3 separate regions of the Homo sapiens genome follow, and all the other regions are linked to region 1. Evidence: read pairs that join two places in POLR2A ChIA-PET (ENCODE). Cell type or tissue: GM12878. All regions are shown on one strand.

Evidence for each region. ChIA-PET counts read pairs that join two places held together with the same protein. Peaks named below come from ENCODE experiments on the same cell type or tissue, not always from the same donor. Only the 100,000 strongest peaks of a DNase experiment are listed, where the experiment ranks them.
Region 2: POLR2A ChIA-PET joins it to region 1 with 6 read pairs; 1 of 35 experiments calls an interaction of 5 or more read pairs at or near these places.
Region 3: POLR2A ChIA-PET joins it to region 1 with 5 read pairs; 4 of 35 experiments call an interaction of 5 or more read pairs at or near these places.

The regions. Positions count from the first base shown.
Region 1 is chr17:72,422,823-72,427,822 of GRCh38, reverse strand. All of the region lies in intron 2 of LINC00673 (long intergenic non-protein coding RNA 673), which reads left to right. Among named protein-coding and RNA genes, the nearest start is that of LINC02003, 83 kb to the right of the region's middle. RefSeq lists enhancers at 2,331-2,380, 2,981-3,060, 3,071-3,120, 3,654-3,723, 4,634-4,943. In GM12878, no CTCF peak of the experiment used is centred here; no DNase peak of the experiment used is centred here; H3K4me3 peaks cover 3,505 bases; H3K27ac peaks cover 4,249 bases.
Region 2 is chr17:72,002,616-72,007,615 of GRCh38, reverse strand. No RefSeq gene overlaps it. Among named protein-coding and RNA genes, the nearest start is that of ROCR, 21 kb to the left of the region's middle. RefSeq lists enhancers at 1,301-1,370, 1,891-2,040, 2,231-2,570, 2,971-3,050 and a silencer at 2,691-2,760. In GM12878, a CTCF peak has its summit at 1,665; DNase peaks (open chromatin) are centred at 1,815, 2,185 and 2,645; H3K4me3 peaks cover 1,218 bases; H3K27ac peaks cover 3,209 bases.
Region 3 is chr17:72,529,051-72,534,050 of GRCh38, reverse strand. All of the region lies in intron 1 of LINC00673 (long intergenic non-protein coding RNA 673), which reads left to right. Among named protein-coding and RNA genes, the nearest start is that of LINC00673, 61 kb to the left of the region's middle. In GM12878, no CTCF peak of the experiment used is centred here; no DNase peak of the experiment used is centred here.

The sequences.
Region 1 (5,000 bases):
TTTCCCAGCTCCCCGGGGCACCATGCAACAGCTCCTGCTACCTGCCCTGAACACGCCGAGTCTACTGCAGGGCACAGAGGTCTCGCAGTTTGCAGGGAGAACATGAAGCAGGTGACTCAAAGCCTGCGGGTCCAGGAGATAAACAGGTGGATTGCACCTGCTGGCCTTCAGGAGCGCAGAGACTGTCCATGGGGTTAAATGGGATATCAGGGCTTTCTGGCATGCTGCCGACTGAAGTCTGCTCCCAATAAAACAGGATGTGGAACAAGGGGCCGCTCTCCTACTGCAAGGGCTGGGTTTGCCCAGGGCTGTCTAGATTCCACCATCCACAGCAGTTACAGCACTGGGTGTAAGTCTCAGTCGTAAGTACTAAGCAACAGATCATCTCTACTAGTATGAAGCCTGGGAGAGGGTTGTCCCCGCTGCCTGCAGAGCCACCAGGGGTCATAATGGCAGATAGCAGGCCCAGCAGCAAAAAAAAAAAAAAAAGAAAAGAAAAGAAAGGGAGTGGGGAAAATGGGTAGGAGGAGAGAGGGAGAGAGAGCAAATGCCCCCTTCCTCCTGTTCTGATGCTGTTAGGGCATGAGGGGTACAGAGTGCAGGGAACACCCAGTGGGGACATTATCATGCCATGGAGCAGCTAATACTGCTTGAGTTGCTGTACAATGCAAACACATTTTTGGAACTAGACAGATTATGTTGCAAATTTGTCACTATCAGGCTAGTGTAGTGGTAGAGTGTGGACCCAGATGCCCTGGGTTCAAATTCCATTTCCACTGTGTCTTTGCTTTGTGACCTGGGGCTGGTGACCTTCACTTTTCTGGACTATGCTTTCCACATTTATAAAATGGAGATCATAAAAATAATCTCTTCTATGTTTTGAAGTGAAATGAAAGAATATACAGTTAAGTGCCTGGGATGTATTATGCATTTACAATGAATGTCAGTGGTTTTCTTCTGTGTTTTACAATCTCCCTAGCTCTGGATATGATCTTGGGTAAATTACAAAGCCTCAATTTCCTCATCTATAAGATGCTGATGCTAATACCCTGTCCTCAGGGGAGACTGAGAATTGAATGAAATAACCAAATCCAAAGTCTAGGTCACAGCAGATGCCTATTAGTTCCCTTCCTTATTTATCTTTATCATATTCCACATGGCTCAAGTAGAAGGAAGGTGGACATTGGTTTTAACTCCCCCATTCACTAGAATACTAAGTCCTGACAATGACTCCACAGCAATTTTCCATTTGATCCTTTCCCTCCCTTCTCCGAGTCACCCCTCTCGTGTCGGCTTTTGTAGAACAAGCTGGGATAACCACAAGGGGCCCCAGCCTTTGGATTCCAAGTCTTTCCTCCCCAAAGTAATCCTATTGGTATCTTCCCTAAGCCTCTTTCTGAAATCCAGCATTGGACATGGCATTTTCTTATTTGAAAAAACCCATCATGGCTCTCTGTTTATTGTCCCAGCAACCAAATCTCACTGGACGCTCCACCTCACTTCCCATCACTTCCCACTCACATTTGGATCCTTTCAGCCCAGCTCACCTGGTCTGTATCCCACCCCAAGACTGGACTTGACTGTACCCTGCCACTGTGCTCAGCACACCCCCTCCCTGTGTCACCATCTGTGTACCTCACCTGCTTAAAACCCCACAGCCATGGCACCATGGGGCTGGCAGCTCCTTTACCTGCCCACCATCTCACTTTCAGAACTTCATCTGCAGTGTTGCCTCTGCCTTCCAGCTAGAGCCTTGAGAGTGGGATGAGGGTGGGAGGGGATCTCTTTCATCCCCCGCCATCCTTTCTTCACTGCTCATCCTGGGATCCAAGGAGCACACGGTAGGTGCCCAGATGACTACATGCACTCACCGGTGGGAGCGTGGGCCTGGAAAGAGAGTCTATGGTTGAAGTTACTCTTCAGCTACTGTTTGGGTTTGGATGTGTATTGGGGTGGGGGTTAGTTAATGAGTGATGCCAAGGGGATTTCCAGGCAAACTTCGGGCACTGCCTTTCTGGAAGCAGCACCTTCTGCCTTTGCCAGCCCTCTCCCCCACTCCCCAGGGAACCCCACCCTGAAGACCAGCTCATTCCATGAGATGCATAGCCCCCTCCCCATGAGTGGCAGTAATTCCACCCTTCACTTGTTCATCGATCGGTTCATTCATTCATTCACTCATCTAATAGATATTTACGGGACTGCTGGCACTGCTCTAGGCAGAGAACAGACACTGAACAAAACAGGCTCTGTCCTGCTGGCATGGAGCTTGGCTTCTAATGGGGTATATTAGTCCATTTTCATGCTGCTGATACAGACATACCTGAGACATATGTCTGCTGATACAGACATACCTCCTCCGCGTGGCTGGGGAGGCCTCACAATCATGGCGGAAGGTGAAAGGCATGTCTTATGTGGGGGCAGGCAATAGAGAATGAGAACCAAGCAAAAGGGATTTCCCCTTATAAAACCTTCAGATCTCGTGAGGCTTATTCACTACCATGAGAACAGGATGGGGGAAACTGTCCCCATGATTCAATTAACTCCCACCAGGTCTCTCCCACAACACTGGGAATTATAGGAGCTACAATTCAAGATGAGATTTGGGTAGGGACAGAGCCAAACCACATCATGGGGCCAGGAAAGATGAGAAGCATTGGGTCAGCCATCATTCCTCTTTTGTCTTTCCTGTCCTGCATCCACACTGGCTGTCAAGGTGGGGCAGGCTAAACAGTAAAAAATAGTTAGTATGTAAATTATCTAGTATGTAAGGAGGTGATAGTGTTATCGAAAAAAAAAACACAGAGGCAGGAAAGGCAGCTCCAGTGTGCAGTGCAGGGAGAGAGGTGGAGGGCAGGTTGTAGGGCTGAATGGAGAAGGTGACATTTGAGCACAGACTTGTAGGAGGATGTTTTGGGGAAGAGCCTTTGGGACAGAGGGAGCAGGTACATTGGGGCCCAAAGCAGGCAGGAGTATATGGTGTGCTTGAGAATCAAGCTCAGTAAGTGCTGAGCGCCGAGAGGGGCGGTGACCGTCAGACCAGGTCAGGCCCAGAGGCCTTGGGCCTTCCCTCTGAGGGACCTGGGAGCCAGGCAGGGTTTTGAGCAAAGCATGCTGTGATCCGACTCATTGTGAAAAAGGCCTCTTTACAGGGAAGCTGAGAGCAACAGGGCGGCCAGTGGGAGGAGGGGATGGCAGGGGAAGGGTCCAAGCAGGAGGGGTATCGAAAGTGCCTGTTTGTGTCCCAGGCACACAATGGCACACATACGTTACCATAGAATGACATCGATGGTGGTGATAATGTCAAACGCCACGGTGCCACATCTCAGGGACTGATTCTGAACAACCGTGACTCCCAGATTCAGGATAGCCTCTTGCATTGGGGTCGTGGCTTCATATGAGGGTCACTCTCCTCACCCTGCTGCCTGCAGAGCCACCAGGGTTCACACTGGCAGATTGCAGCCCCAGCAGTAAAAAAAAAAAAAAAAAAAAAAAAAAAAAAGAAATGAAAGGGAGTGGGGAAGATGGGTAGGAAGAGAGAGACAGCAAATGCCCCCTTCCTCCTGTTCTGATGAAGTTAGGGTATGAGGGGTACAGAGTGCAGGGAACACCCAACAGGGACATTATCATGCCATGGAGCAGCTAATACTGCTTGAGATCATTCTTCGTGGTCTCCCTGATGCTCTTTGAGGGGTCCCCTTGTTGTCTCGCAGCCTCTTAGCACCCTCCCGTCTTCCTCCTCCCTCCAAGAAAGGACAACTTGACAACGGCAGGAATGAATGGGTCGGCCGTCTTTCCTCTTGTCTTTCTCGTCCTGCAGCCACAATGATCCTCCAGGCAGGACAGGCTAAGGGTGCTTCAGAGCTCGCAGAACCAGCGTGTCTTTCTAAGAATGCTTCTGGGACGGCCCCGTCTTGGTGGTGATTAGCAGCTGTCCCGTGATTGCACGTAACCTGAAAACAGAACCTATAAGGGAAATGAATGCCTGGTGCCCTTGGTTGGGGGACCTTGCTGTTCATGCACACGGTGGAGAGCTAGCTGGGGGCCACGCCAGAACCCCCTTCTACCTGATAAAGCCTTAGAATTGTGGACATATTGCAGTCTGCTGGAAGCGCTTAGAGCAGGAAAGGGCAATGGGAGTGGTGGGGTCTTTACCTGTGTGTTTCTCCCAAGGTTGAGTGTGTTTCTGAGTGATCCCGCCAGGCTCCTGGGCAACATGGACACTTTCCTCCCCAATGCCTTGCATTCTTCCGCTCCCAGACCAATGGCCCAGGGAGATGGAGCAAGATGGTAGCCTCATGGCCAGGTCCCTGGAGCCAAAGTTTTAAACAGTGATATTACAATGTTACTGCCTTGTGTGGATTTCACATACTTCCTTTTAAAGAACTGTCACATTCCCTACCATATAGCTCCAAGAGCTTCTGTGGTGAGATCATTAGGAGGAAGGACTGTTTTTAAAGGTGAAAACTCTGACGCTCCAGGAGGACACGCTGTCTCCCCAGGTCCATCCATCGTGTGTGTGTGTGTGTGTGTGGCGGGTAGGGGAGAGGTGCTGCGGCTCGAATGTTGGTTTCTGCCATAACCATAATTGAGAGTGAAAAACCCGGGCCCTGGGAGAAAGAAGCCAGTCCTGGTTCTGAGTGTCAGCGGCAGTGCAGATGAGCTCACCCGGGGACCAGAGCCATTTAGAGGATTTGCAGATGGAACTTCCCCTCGGGGTCCAACTGTGAGTCACTGTGGTTCCTGTCCCTGCAGCGGGCTCCATCTCCAGGCCTCCCACTTCACCCTGGGACATTATGGTCGCTGGTCAGACCTCATGACTCACTTGGACTCTTGAGCCACCTCTGGGGGTGGAGTCTCTCTCCTGGCATCTGGACCCTTGGTGCTATCGACGAAGCTTGGCTGGCGCTCTTAGCTGCTATGTGCAAGACGTGTGTCCCAGGGAAAGCCCCTCTCTCTCTGCAGAGGTCAAGTGAAAGCCACGGCCGCAGCCAACAGAGTTC
Region 2 (5,000 bases), 420 kb after region 1:
CGATTCATCACCTAGAGACCTCTAGGGTTTCATCCTCCTTTCCTTTCCTTTTTGACTCCTATATTACAGAAAAAGGCAAAGTGCCAGATTTAGAGCTTACAAAACAAATACAAAAGCAAAAAACCCACAAAAATCACCACCACCATCACCACTGAACAACCGTGTCTTAGAATCATATCTCTTTCACTTGCTGGTTAAATGGCCTTGACTTCTCTGAGCCTCTTACTCTAGATGGAAGATGAAACAATGCAAACATGATGCTTAGAACATCACAGGACCTCAATGGTGGCCATTAATTACAGGTTTGATGTGAGGACTATGAATTCATATTTGTGAAAATATTTGGAAATCTATGCATTGTTAAATTATGCATCGTTACTATTTCTTGGTGTAATTATATATACATTTTTTAACCTTTAAGTTCAGGGGTGCAAGTGCAGGCTTGTTTCATGGATGAATTTGACACATGGGGGTTTGTGGTACAAATTATTTTATGACCAAGGTATTAAGCCTTGTACCCTTTGGTCATCTTTCCTGATCCTCTCCCTCCTCCCACTCTCCACCCTCCAAAAGGCTCCAGTGAGTTTTATTCTTCTGTGTCCATGTGTTCTCATCATTTAGCTCCCACTTATAAATGAGAACACGCAGCATTTGGTTTTCTGTTCCTGTGTTAGTTTGCTAAGGATAACGACCTCCAGTTCTATCCATGTCCCTGCAAAGGGCATGATCTCATTCGTTTTTATGGCTGTGCTGTATTCCATTGTGTATACATACCACTGTTTCTTTATCCAGTCTGTCTTTGGTGGGCATTTATGTTGATTCCATGTCTTTGCTATTGTGAATAGTGATGTCTTTATAACAGAATGATTTATATTCCTTTGGGTATATACCCAGTAATGGGATTGCTGGGTCAAATGCTGGTTCAATTTTTGTCTTTAGGTCTTTGAGGAATCACCACACTGTCTTCCATAATGGTTGAACTAATTTACACTCCTACCAACAGTGGATAAGCATTCCTGTTTCTCCATAACCTTGCCAGCATCAGTTATTTTTTGACTTTTTAATAATAGTCATTCAGACCAGTATTAGATGGTATCTCATTGTGGTTTTGATTTGCATTTCTCTAATGTTCAGTGATATTGAGCTTTTTTCATATGATTGTTTGCCACGTGTATATCTTCTTTTGAAAAGAGTCTGTTTATGTCCTTGGTGCAATTATATTTCAAATAGGTGAATTTTTACCTGTCTGTGTCTACCTACTTGATATGGTTTGACTATGTCCCCACCCAAATCTCATTTTGAATTATAGTTCCCATAATCCCCAAGTGTTGTGGGAGGGACTCCATGGGAGGTGACTAGATCATGGGGGCTGTTCTCATGATAGTGAGTTCTCATGAGAACTGATGGTTTTATAAGAGGCATTTCCCCCCTTCACTCTGCACTTCTCTGTGCTGCTGCCATGTGAAGGATGTGTTTGCTTCCCCTTCTGCCAGATTGTAAGTTTCCTGAGGCCTCCCCAGCCCTGCAGAACTGCAAGTCAATTAAACTTCTTTCCTTTATAAATTACCCAGTCTCGGGTATTGCTTCATAGCAGTGTGAGAATGGACTAATACACTACTCTCCCCAACCAAGCTTCAGCCCTAGCCTACCACCTGCTGTATTCTCTTTGAATTGGAGGAAACACCATCACCTTCATTTTTAGGTAAATCTTAAGCATCTTATAGCTACTGCTAAAGGCCTGGGTCAGCAAGCGCCTGAGGAGCCGGGGAAGTTTCTATCAGCAGGAATTGCAGTTCTGATGAAATTCATAACATGCCTGTCATACAGTGCTTGAGAATATGGAGGCCCAGATCTCAGATTAATACCCAGAAAGCCACATTTTATTCATGAATGCCAAGTCACACTAACCTGGGGAAGTCCTTGGAGTCTTAACTGGGACTTTCCTGACCGCTTTCTGACCTGCACCATCTTTTTTTTTTAACTGTGGTACAATATACACACCATAAATTTATCATCTTAACAATTTTTAAGTGTAGAATTTAATGGAATTAAGTACATTTACATTGTTGTGCAACCATCACGACTATTCATCTCCAGAATGCTTTTCATCTTATAAAACTGAAATTCTGTACTCACTAAACACTAATTACCTATCTCTCTTCCCTCAGCCCCTGGCAGCCACCACTCTAGTTTCTATCTCTATAGATTTGTCTACTCTCAGTATCTCATATAAGTGGAATCATATACTATTTCTCCTTTCGTGACTTATTTCATTTAGCATCATGTTCGCAAGATTCATCCTTGAGACATGCGTCACCCCTTTTTGTGTGAGGAGGAAGCGGCAGCTACACCCCTAGAAGCATTTAGGGGGTGTCGAGGAACCAACACATTGAGTCTCCGTGAGGTCATTGGGTACTGACAACAATCCAAGGTGAGATATCAATGCTAGCCTTACTTGTAACTGGTGATGATAAACCACGATCAGCAGCTCTTGACATTCCAGGGGTTCTGAAAAGAATTCTAGGAGAGAAGGACTCCCAGCAGAAAAGCACTGGGAGGCAGCTCTTACGTGCAGGCAGTCACTACATGGAAACTTGTGGTAGGGTTTCTCACTGCAGGGGAAGGCTCACTATAGCAGCACTTTCTCTCTCTATTTCACAGATGCCATCAGGAGGGATCTTTGGCTTGGGGAAACACTGTTTTCTCTTCCTGCCTTTGGGTGACTGTACAAACTTAAAAAAAAAAAAAAGAAAAAAAAAAAAAGAAACCCTCCAGCTTCAGCACAGCTCCACACAGGGTGTCTAGCCAAAATGCAAAGTTTTACCACAGTGCACAGGCAGACAGTGTTTTTCAAGTGCGGGAACAGAGTGAGGTGCCTTTCAGCACCTTTTTCGGCACTTCTTTAAAAAATGATTTAAATTGGAGGCAATAGCACCAAATGCTGAACATCTGACACGCAGACAAGACTTAATGAATCATACACTTTAACAACATCACTCTTCTCTAGCCACTTGACTTGGCGTCCATGGTTGTTGGTTTTTTCTCCCCCACAAAAACATTTGTTCTGCAGACTATTTGCTAGTTAGAGTGTCCTGGGCAACTCTTCATATTCATGGCAGGGAGAACTGGCCCAGGAAAACCTGCAGACCTGAGTTCCTCTTAGAGTCTTCTCTTTCTCTCTGGATCTGAATTTCAGAGAGAAAGGACAGCAGTGCTCCTTAGAGACTGGACTTAGAACCACCTTTAGTCTATCCCCAGCTTAATCTCTTGCAGAATATTCAAGTTGCACAACCAAATGTTTTCAACCCTACAACATCCAGCATGATCATGACTGATTTGAATCAAAATACTAAAAAGCACGTCATTTTGTAGGTAGAAGAATTCTAATTCAGAGGAAAAGACAGTAATTCTGAGTATTGCGTTGGAGTGAATCATTATCCTTGGTGTCATAAATTAAACCTCACTTGGCAGGGGATGGTAGTATAGCTCATAGCTTGCTGATAATTGCCAAGGGCACAGGCAGAGTGGACAGAGGCTGCCCAGCTTTGACAAGGATTGTGCATCAGTGTCTCACCTGCCTTTCTGATGGGTAACTGTCTGATCATTAGTCTGCTGGCACTCAGCACCATGGGCAGGGAGGATGATGAGGCCATTCCTTCTGTGACGGCAATGCATGCAAACAATTTAATCTTCCACTCCAATTCTTAATGTAAATGTTTAATATAAACCTGATGTTAACATGATGTACATGAATTTACTGGCAGGCAAAGCTGGGATTTACATTATGCTGAAAATCAGATGTTCTTTACAGCCGGGGTTGGGAAAGCCCTTAGAGATGGCAAAGATTTCTTTTTCGGTGGCAGGTGTACCATGCCCATGGCATCATGGGGGACCAGCCACTCACCAATGCTGACCCTGTGACTAGCAGGTAGAATTTAGCTAATGTCAAAAGAGTACAATGGTTCAGTAAAAATATGAATTTCTATGTCTAAAATTTTCTATGTCTTCTTCTGACACAGAAAATGTCCACTCTTGGCTGTGTGTGGACATTGGATGATTATTGGATCACCCCACACCCAAATCCAATAATTTCTTTGCAGACTGTTCCATGAATAACAACCTAGACTCTAGACCACCAGCTGACAAACTAAAGTCCGTGGGCCAAATTAGGCCCGCAGCCTGTTTCTGTATGGCCGCAAGCTAAGAATAGTTTTTACATTTTTAAATGGTTGGAGGAAAAAAACAAAATATTTTATGGCATGTAAAAATTATATGAAATTCAAATGGCAGTCTCCATAAATAAAGTTCCATTGGCACACAGCCATACTCATTCATTTATGTACTGTCTATGGCTGCTTTTACACCACGATTGCAGAGTTGAACAGTGGTCACAGTGACTATAAGCCCACAGAAACTAAAATATTTGCTATTTGTCTCTTCACATAAAATGTTGGCACAGCCTTGCTCTGGATAGCCCATACACTATGATGCTGTTGATAACAGTAGCTAGCAACTGCTGATTGCTTTTTTGTACTAGGTGTATATATTGACTGCCCCATTGGCACATGTAGTATACAAAATCACTTTTAAAAAATTAAGTGTTTATAGCATTGTCATCTACCTTTTTGTGCTCCTTTAGATTTAGGCTCTTCTACATGTTAATGCTTATTGGGAAGGAGATTTGTAACAATCCTTCAAAGTTTACCATATTCCCAGATGTTTGATGCTTTATAAATCAGGTAAGTATTTCACAAAACTGGCTGATCATCAGTATTACCAGGGGATCTTAAAGGATGCCTGTGCTGGCCTGGTGCAGTGGCTCATGCCTGTAATCCCAGTACTTTGGGAGGCCGAGGCGGGTGGATCACCTGAGGTTAGGAGTTCGACACCAGCCTGGCCAACATGGTGAAACCCCGTCTCTACTAAAAATACAAAAAATTAGCTGATGTGGTAGCACACGCCTGTAATCCCAGCTACTCAGAAGGCTGAGGCATGAGAAT
Region 3 (5,000 bases), 110 kb before region 1:
GCCCTGTGTGGTGCTTGTCAGGAGTGGCCAGGGGAGCCGCTGGTCTTAGGCATATACTGTCCACCATTTGCTCATGGTGAGGACGTGCGCTGACCTGGGATATAACTGAATTTGTGTCTTGTTGGGGCATTCCACATGGAGTTTTATTGCCCTTCAAAATGGGGCATTTATTTATTTATTTATTTATTTGAGACAGAGTCTCGCTCTGTCACCAGGCTGGAGTGCAGTGGCGCAATCTTGGCTCACTGCAACCTCCGCCTCCTGGGTTCAAGTGATTCTCCTGCCTCAGCCTCTGGAGTAGCTGGGATTACAGGCGCTAGCCACCACAGCCAGCTAATTTTTGTATTTTTAGTGGAGACGGGGTTTCACCATGTTGGCCAGAACAATCTCGATCTCCTGACCTCGTGATCTGCCCACCTTGGCCTCCCAAAGTGCTGGCACTACAGGCGTGGGCCACTGTGCCTGGCCCAAAATGGGAGATTTTAAGAGACCTCTTTTCTGCTGGGCTACCGGCTGTGGATTTGGTGGGCATTGAGTAGCCCCAGGATGGTCCCACAGAAAGCTTTCCTGCAGAATCCAGTAGCATATTGTACAGTGGGTGTTTGTGGAGGACTTTGATTCTTTAAGTGGAATTGTTCAAGAATTGGCATTCAGACCGCCCTGTTTTCTTCCTGTGCAGATAATTTTTCAGCCACTTCTCTTCAGGCCAAAGGGAGGAGAAAGCTGCCTTGGTCTTGTCAGGTGAGACTCGTCCAATGCCTCCTTCAGGCCACTCCCGAGGAGGAAGGACTGTTTTGGGCCTCTTCTGTTTGGCTTTTCTGCTTGCTAAAGGCCGGGATATGAATGGGATTGGAGAAATCCTGGCATTGGAAGCTAAGCACTGTGTCCCAGGACATTGGATGAGAAGGCCGTAGAGTTATGGGGTGATGTTAGGGCTTGCCTTTGTCACAATCTATCTCAGAGGCAAAAGTATACCTTTTTTTTAAATTTTTTTGAGATGGAGTCTCGCTCTGTCCCAGGCTGGAGTGCAGTGGCATGATCTCAGCGCACTGCAACCTCCGCCTCCCAGGTTCAAGCTATTCTCCTACCTCAGCCTCCCGAGTAGCTGGGATTACAGGTGCACGCCACCATGCCTGGCTAATTTTTGTATTTTTAGTAGAGACGGGGTTTCACCATGTTGGCCAGGCTGGTCTCGAAGAGGCAAAACTATACTTTTGATTTGCTTTCAGGCTGGTTGGTAGGAAAACATCCCAAAAGGGTTAAAACTTGACTGTTACAGATGGATTTGTTTTGATACGTGATGAACTCTGTAGTGGTACACGAGTTTGGGAAAGGCTTGTGGGTACCATTTAATGCCTAGTAGCTGTCCCTGCCTGCGGGCCCATGGTTCCTCGAGTTCAGCAGTTCTGAAACTAAATTACTGCCCGTGTTATTCAAACCTATGTTTCTGTTACCAATTTCTATACAGCAGTCCAAACATAATTGTCTCGGCTGGGCGCGGTGGCTCACCCCTGTAATCCCAGCACTTTGGGAGGCCGAGGTGGGTGGATTACTTGAGGTCAGGAGTTAGAGACCAGCCGGTCAACACGGGGAAACCTCGCCTCTATTAAAAATACAAAAATTAGCTGGGCATGTTGGTACATACCTGTTGTCCCAGCTTCTCGGGAGGCTGAGGCAGGAGAATTGCTTGAACCCGGGAGGCAGAGTTTGCAGTGAGCCAAGATCGCACCACTGAACTCCAGCCTGGGTGACAAAGTGAGACTCCATCTCAAAAAATAAACCCCTCAAAGTTAAAAAAAAAAACCACAACAACACACAATCGTCTTAACTCTCCGCTTTCTCTCATCCTCTGCATTTAAATTCTGTTCAGTCCTGTCATCTGCAACTTCCTTAGCTTCGATCAGATGATTTATTTCTTAGGCTGTTGCAATCGGTCTCTCTTAATCTCTTCTGTCTTATTTATTTCACCTTCCATGCTGACACTGGGATTATTTCACTGTTAAGAACCTCAGTTTCCTCATCTGTAAGATGGGCCTCATTGTACATCCCTCAGAGGCTGTGGGGGAAGGAGATATGAGATAGTGCATGTAAAATGCATTGCTCAGTGTCAGGAAGTAGCGCTCAAAAAAATGTTAGCGCTTACTATCTTTCTGATTACCAATAACGTCACTTCCCTCTTCTCCCCGGCCAGAATGTTCCTTTTTTTCATTTCATATCTTTAATTCCGTATTTCTTCATGATAAAAGGAGAAACTCTATGATGACAATAGTTAAAGGAAAACTTGACATTAACATGGTTTTGGTGGCACTTTGGATATTATTGTGGACATATATAATTGTTACTTTGAACTGATATGATATGTTTTGAGAGTGATTGTCATTTAGTGTGGATTGAATTGATGGCTGGAATTTGAGTTTCGGAGACATGGAATTATTAGGATAACCAGTGTGTTTGGTGTTAGAAGGGCATTTGTTTTTTTTAAATTACTTTTCATGCCTGCTGTGTTTTTATGTATGCTGCGTTTAGGCTAATGACCCCTCAGAAGGAATTTGGCTACATATCTGGGAGTCTATAGCGGTTGCTTTATTGGGAATGGTATTGAGGGATGGAGGAGGCCAGGGTGGGTGATTTTTAAAGGGGAGGCTGAGGGTGAGATTTCTAACCAAGATGCCTACGTCATTGTCTTCCTTGAAATGCTCTTCAAATTTTAACATGAAACACCCTCTGAGGATGGTTTGTGTTTGTTTTTGTTTTTGAGACGGAGTCTTGCTCTGTTGCCCAGGCTGGAGTGCAGTGGCGCGATCTTGGCTCACTGCAACCTCCGCCTACCGAATTCAAGCCATTCTCCTGCCTCAGCCTCCCGAGTAGCTGGGACTACAGGCATGCACCACCACACCTGGCTCATTTTTGTATTTTCAGTAGAGATGTGGTTTCACTACGTTGGCCAGGCTGGTCTTGAACTCCTGACCTCGTGATCTGCCTGCTTCGGCCTCCCAAAGTGCTAGAATTACAGGCTTGAGCCACCACGCCCGGGCTGGGGACAGTTCTGACACAGAAGTGAGCTTATACTCCCGAGAGCTCTAGAGCTTTGGCCTGGACATTTCTTCCCAGCCTGGAAATTTCTTGGAAGTGTCCTTTATTCATGCTCAAAATTCCTGGGAATGCTGCAACCTCTTCCACCATGAAATGATAGCATTGCAGACTCTTGTTTTACTGCCCTCTTGTTCTAAACTCAAATATCCCTCAAGAAATTACAAAGGGTACTCCCTTTGCTGGCTTCCCCTCTGTTAAGCTGTGGGTACAGACATAAACCCTTGCCAGCCAGATGGCATTTTCTTTTTCTCCCGGTTGGCCTCTGTGTGCTCAACAGAAATGTTCCCACCCTTTGGATAAAGCATGGGCTGCAACCTGCAACATTATTGCAGGCTTTGTTCTTAGATTATGTGCCCCAGATAGCTCCAGCCAGGGATTTTTTCATAAAGTTGGTATGTGGGCGGAAGGAGAGGACTTGGCGTTTCTTTTGTAAGGACAGAGATAGGAAGAAGGGAGAGGCCAGGAGGTGATGTACTGGAAGATCATCAAAATGAAGAAAGAAACAAATATGTGGAGAGACAGTTACTTGAATATCAATGGTGTTTGTTTTCTGTGGATTTTCTTTGGGCTAGCGGGGAGGTGATATTTTGAAGTACAAAGGACCATCTAATCTGGTGCATCTCTTGGCATATTCTGATGCCTCTGGGTCTACAGCAATAAATCCATCATATCATTAGGAATATTTTGTCTGTCCCTCATCCCCTCTCCTGCGAGGTTATCTGAACAAGATGCACGAACTACCAAGTGGTTGAATTTTCACTTAGTGGGTTGCATGGATTGCAGGCGATTCCTAAATAACAGAGCAGAGACCAAGAGAGATACTGTCATACTTTTAGAGAAAGGCTGCTTCGGGAACAAATTTTTGAGGCTGGATGTTCTCTTGTTTTCCCTCCATTTTCCAAATTCTTAGGTTAATTAAGAGCAAAAGGAGTAAGCTATTAGAATTTTTACTATCCACACTAATTTGTGTGACTTTGAAAGTCGATTGAGTTGATGAGCGGTTTATTTTTAGAGTGGTTTTGGAATTGAAAATGTGAAGCTTAATAGTTTTTTTTCTTTTAGGGACTGTGAATGGACTTATCTTTAACTGGGCTGTATGTACATACAAATAAATCTTGATTTTCCGAGAGAGAGAGAGAGAGAGAGAGTGTGTGTGTGTGTGTGTGTGTGTAAGTGTGTACCTGGACCTGCACTTCCTGGCTGGTGTATCTATGTGTGCACAAATATATGCAGGACTATAAATAAAAACCGCAAATGAATGCCTTAGACTGAAACATGAGGGCTGCTCTTTCTATTTTGTGCAACAAATGAGGCGTGCAGATCTCCTTTGGAGACCAAGTCTTTAGGAGAAATAGCAGCTCCGGGAAGAGCCTGGCACCTTTGCTCTCTGGGTTTCTGCACCATGCCATCTTGTGGTTAGCAGGGGAGACAGTGCGTTAGGCCTGGGGATATCCTGGTCCCAGCTCCAGGGCTACCCCTGGGCCTCCCTTTCCCCAGTGGGTGTCTTTTCCTTGTGCTAACTTTAAGGATAAACCCTGATTTTGATGTTGCAAGGTAATGTGGTATAGGCCTCAAAGACAGACTATTGATCTTTTTATGTAGTTTCCTTATGGATGATACTTGTCGGTTTATAAGGCTAGCGGAAGGCCTGTGTGTGTGTAGGGGGGTGGGGGGTTGGAGTTGGGAGTGAGCTTGGTGAGCAGGTATGGGGATACCAGGGCAACCTGAGAGGTAGGCCACGTCATCACCATTTATAATAGGCTTCCAGGAGAGTGAAAAAGTCATCAGCGTCACCTAGACTGAAACAGAGCCAGGGGTAATAACCCAGGATGGTACACTGCAAGCCTACATCTATCCATTGTTATTTTCCATCCTTCAAACAAGAATAAATACTAAAAAAGAAGTTG